Linked DNA regions of Mus musculus: region 1 is linked to region 2. A link is a loop called in an ENCODE intact Hi-C map of the cell type or tissue named here. Cell type or tissue: left cerebral cortex. All regions are shown on one strand.

Region 1 (2,500 bases), 240 kb before region 2:
CCCAGCCATCACCCTGCAGCATCCCCATCCTTTCCTCCTCTGTCTGCCCCGCCCCCACCTAAACAATCCCATCCCCAGCATTCCACCTCCTTCTTTCATATCATACATCTTCGACTCCCTTCCTACTACCAGGAAACCCCTCCCCTCTCATGGACCCTGCTCTAGTTCCCTGGTCTATGTACACACTCGCTCCCACGTTAATGCACACACATAAAAACCCAAAGCCGGGATCTGCATATGCAAGACATGAACCATTAGCTTGCCATAGCTGGGTCACCTCACTTAACATAATGTTTTCCAATCCCATCTAATTTTCCCACAAAATTTGTACTTTATTTTTCATTACCACCAAGTAAATTCCATTGCGCATATGCACCTTGTTTTCTTTATCCGTTCAAAAGCTTTTCATTAAAAAGTGAAAAGGCAACTGAAAGGAACTTGGTATGGGGCATCAGTGGGGCAGACCCCTGCACAGGAGGAGGGCAGCTGGGGCCAGTGCTGTCCTACCAGGGTTGCCAACGATACTCACCAGAGCAGACATCTTGAGAAGACCTTCTTGTTCCCTTTGTTCTGTGTGTGTGTGTGTGTGTGTGTGTGTGTGTGTGTGTGTGTGTGTCTGTGTGTGTGCTGTGTCTGTGTGTGTCTGTGTGTGTGTGCTGTGTCTGTGTGTGTCTGTCTGTGTGTGTCTGTGTGTATGTGTCACTGTTTCTGTCTCTCTGCTTCTTTCTCTCTCCCTCTCTCCCCTTAACTTCCCTCCCTTTCTCCCTCCTTTCCACCTTTATTCGGTTACAGGAATATTCTCAACCAGCACACAGCAGACCAGAGCAGACAACCAACATTGGAAAGTAAATGTCCCTGAAGTAGCTTCATCATAATGGTTGAAGACTAGCGCATGAAGAGCCCAGTTTCATCACTTTCTCCCACAGTCCCCAGGTAACCAATGTAACCCCTCAGTTGCCCGCAGAGGTTAATTTCTCACCAACATGCACTGTGCTTTCTTTCTTCTTTCCTTCTGTTTCATTTCTTCCCTGCTCCAGGAATAGTTCTAGGAATCACATCACTGATAAAATACTTGTATTCAGATCTTTGTCTCAGGGATTGTTTCTGGGGTGGGGGTTAGGAGGGAACGACCAATCTAAAATAGGCCCAGGAATCTAACTATTTGTATTGTGGTTAAATAATGTGGTATTGTAAAGGCATCATCTAAAGCAATAAAAAAAATCGAGATGGAGTCCAGAAAGGGACCCACTGGCATATAAGCACTCGGATGTTCAGGGGAGGGGAAAGGACAACTATGCCATGAATTAAATCTGACTCCCATTTGTGGACTCAAAAACCAATTCCTGATCGTGAGCTGGTGAATAACAAAGCAGAACTCCCTGACGATGCACTAAGAAGATACCTGCATCACTTTTTAGGAAGTGGCAGGTCAGGCAGATTTCTTCTCCACACACAAAACAGCACGAAGCCAGCTCTCTGCCTCGCACGGTAGGGACTAATAAATTCCTGCCACAAAAGACATCCTGTCTATACAGCATGTGTGCATCTGTCCACTAGATGGCAGCAGAAGTCCTTGTTTATCGCCCATTATGACAAAAATGTGTCCAAGACAGCAACAAAAAAGGTCTGTAGTTGAAAGACCTAAAAGGGAAGGAGGAAAAACAAGATGTCCTATTAAATTTGAACTTTGGATAAAGAAGAAAAAGTACAAACATCCACACGTACACATGTAAACACACAGAAAAATAGTGAGGTATCTTTCACACTGGACTCCATGGCACAGACCTGTTATTCCAGTTTCTCAGGAGGCTGTGGCAGAAGGGATCAACCCTTGGTTCCCTGAGCAACCAAGAAAGCTCTCACCTCAAAATGATAGAAAAGTCTATGGGGCCATCAAGGTGGTTCTGTGAATAAAGCGCCTGAGCTAGGTCTGACAGCCTGAGTTCAATCCCTGGGACCCACAGAGTGGAAGGAGATGGCTCACCCTACAAGCTGGCCTTCGACCTCCTCACATACACAAACACATTCATGCGCACACTGTGCGAGCATAAGTGCATTCACACTAAATAAACAAAACGTAATCAAAGTTGTAAGTTTACACAAGAAGACTGGGGCTGGGGATACGGCTGAGGCACATGGCCCTACGTTTAATCAGAAAGGTGTTGTTGTTGTTGTTGTTGTTGTTGTTGTTGTTTACTGTTTACCTAGTATCCATATTTACTTGAGTATCCTCTATTTTATATGATTTTCTACTGAAGGGTACAAAAAAGTCACTCCATAATTGAGAGTTATTGTCTTGAAATAAAAGTTATTTGATGAATTGGACTATAAGAAAGATTTCTAGTCATCAAAAGGTGCCATCAAGTGGCAAGGGAAAGGCACAGAGTGGGCGCACTGTCTAAACCATGTGTGGAGGCAAGAGCTTTCTTTAACCCCAGCACTCAGGAGACAGAGGCAAGGGAAGCTCAGGCCAGCCAGGGCTACGTAGTGAGGGGGGGTG
Region 2 (2,500 bases):
CCTCTGTAACCTCCATCCCAGGAGACTTAAATCTTCACCTGCCCTCCATGGGCACTCCACACACATGGTTCACAGACATACATTCAGACAAAACACTGGTCCACATTAAATAAAAATAAAGTATCAAAAGAGTTAAATTAATACATGATAGCTTTAAAAAGGAAATTAATTTCTCAGCTTTAAAAACAATGTGTAACTAGATTGGACTTCTACCCAGAACCATGCAAGCAACAAGGGAGTAAAGTATTTACAGTACTGAAAACAAGGGGGAAAAAAAAAAACCCCATCTCACGCCGGGATTTAGAGGTGTGCACCAGCACACTCTGTGGGAAAATTCTTTAGAAAAAATGAAAGTGGGGCTGGAGAGATGGCTCAGCGGTTAAGAGCACCGACTGCTCTTCCAGAGGTCCTGAGTTCAATTTCCAGCAACCACATGGTAGCTCACAACCATCTGTAGTGGGGATCCAATGCCCTCTTCTGGTGTGTCTGAAGAGAGTAATGTGTACTCATACATAAAATAAATAAATCTTTAAAGAAAAAATGAAAGTGGTAAGGTCAGAAATGACAGAAAAAAATATGAAGAAAACCCACTTCAACATTAACATCCAGTGTAGTACTTTGGTACTGGGTCTGGAAAGGCTCTGAATACTGATCTGGAGAACCAAGGCAAAGTGTGAGCCATGAGTCTGGGAATGGAGGAAACCATTCAAATAATGGGCAGGTTTCATAAAATTCCTGCAAGGTGGGCAAGGCAGATAATTAATTTAAGCAACAAAGTAAAGCTGTACACAGTGTGCCCGGTTCTGTCCTTGGGGAGAGCAAGAAGAGTCAACCCACTAAAGGACTCCATCAAGTTAGTGCTCAAAAGAAACTTGGAAAAGGAAGCCCTTAAATATTATAAACTACACGAAACAGCAAAGATGTGGCACAGAAAAGCATAAAACGGCTGTCATCCTACTGTCCAGGAGAACCCTGACTAGCCCTAGGATATTTCAAACTATATTCGTTTAGGCACCGGCGAGTCAGGACAGGAGGGCGGAGTTACCACTCAGGCCTGTGTTTGGTTTTTTGAAACGAGCGAGCGCCCTCTTCTGTTTCGCGAGAGGAATGGCAGAATTTTTCCTGGGAGCGGCTGGCGGCCCGGGAAGGGCTTGGCAGACGCTGATTCAGACACCTAGGTTTACAGCTTGCAGGGGTGATGGAGAGTGACGCTAGGTCGTACGTCACTTTCACAGTGCAGGGGACCTCGTGACGTCACAGCTCCCTCCGCGGCCTCTTCCGGGGAGGGAAGCCGCGCGCCCAGGCGGAAGTGACGTACTCCTGCGTTTCCCTCAGTGGCGGCATTTTAAGTTTAGTGATCTGGACAGGTTGATACACTTAAGTCACCGCCTGAGAGGAGACTGCGGGGTTCCCGTGGCTCCGCGAAATGGGCCCAGCTGGTCCGCCGACCTTCCGGTGCAGATGAGAGAAGCGGGGCTCCGCCTACGGGAGCGTCCGGGAAGCCTGGGTTGAACGAAAGGAGGAAAGGGCGCCCGCGGGCCATGGCCCCACCTCCAGGGGTAGGTCCCGCGTCTCTGCGGTTTGCTGCCGCCGCCAGCTGGCTGGTAGTCCGCCGTCGCCGCGTAGAGCACTTCCCGAAAGTGGTGGAGTTTCTGCAGTCCTTGCGCGCTGCTGCCCCCGGCTTGGTTTGCTACCGGCACCATGAACGCCTGTGTATGAGCCTAAAGGCCAAGGTACTAGAGAGAAGGACGTCTGGTTGGGACTAAGATCGGCTGGAAAAGGGTAGGTGTTCTGAGCCCTGTACCGTGCAGGTGGTGGTGGAGCTGATCCTGCAGGCGCGACCCTGGGACCAGGTCCTGAATGCCCTGAAGCATCACTTCCCAGCAGAGTCCAGAACAGTAAGTACCACTGGACCCCGAAGCTGTGAGTGCTATCTTGGGCAGACCAAACTCAGGCCTGATGCAACCAAGTTGCCCCTGGGTCCTAGCGACACCTCCTCACCCAAATTTTCCTGTCTTCAATATCCTCAACAGACAAAAGAAGACAGGAAGCTTTTGGAGGCACGGGAAAATTTTTGCTTGCTTGTGAAGCACCTGTCAGAGGACCCGCCTTCGAGCCTGCAGGTGAGAATGGTTGGTTTGGAGGATGTTATGGGATTCCTGTTTTGTTTTGTTTTGTTTTCTAAAATTCATCTGACCTGCTTCACTTTCCCACATACAGGAACTAGAACAAGACTATGGGGAATCCTTTCTAGTTGCCATGGAAAAGCTGTTGTTTGAATACTTGTGTCAGCTAGAGAAAGCACTGCCTCCAGTCAGAGCACAAGAGGTTGTTGAGAAAGAAACACTTTAAGGGCGGAAGGCTGGGTGGCTTCCCCGAGAACTATGATCTTCCTATCTGTCGCCTTGCCCACAGCTTCAGGATGCTCTAAGTTGGAGTCAGCCGGGCTCGTTCATCACTTCTTCGGTTGCTTTGCACCAGTATGGTATGGACATGGGGT

The links. A loop is a pair of places that touch in the nucleus more often than their neighbours do. Peaks named below come from ENCODE experiments on the same cell type or tissue, not always from the same donor. Only the 100,000 strongest peaks of a DNase experiment are listed, where the experiment ranks them.
Region 1: it touches region 2 in a loop (3-fold over the local background); 5 of 42 quality-filtered maps call a loop at or near these places.

Annotation. Positions count from the first base shown.
Region 1 is chr14:55,917,922-55,920,421 of GRCm38, reverse strand. No RefSeq gene overlaps it. Among named protein-coding and RNA genes, the nearest start is that of Sdr39u1, 19 kb to the right of the region's middle. In left cerebral cortex, a CTCF peak has its summit at 1,530 (motif pointing right); a DNase peak (open chromatin) is centred at 1,551.
Region 2 is chr14:55,680,623-55,683,122 of GRCm38, reverse strand. It overlaps Tinf2 (Terf1 (TRF1)-interacting nuclear factor 2), which reads left to right and starts at 1,306. Exons shown (of 9, transcript NM_145705.3): 1 at 1,306-1,733; 2 at 1,812-1,898; 3 at 2,034-2,123; 4 at 2,221-2,328; 5 at 2,416-2,500. The coding sequence starts at 1,542. It also overlaps a transcript of Gmpr2 not described here. In left cerebral cortex, a CTCF peak has its summit at 1,100 (motif pointing left); a DNase peak (open chromatin) is centred at 1,221; H3K4me3 peaks cover 1,423 bases; H3K27ac peaks cover 1,266 bases.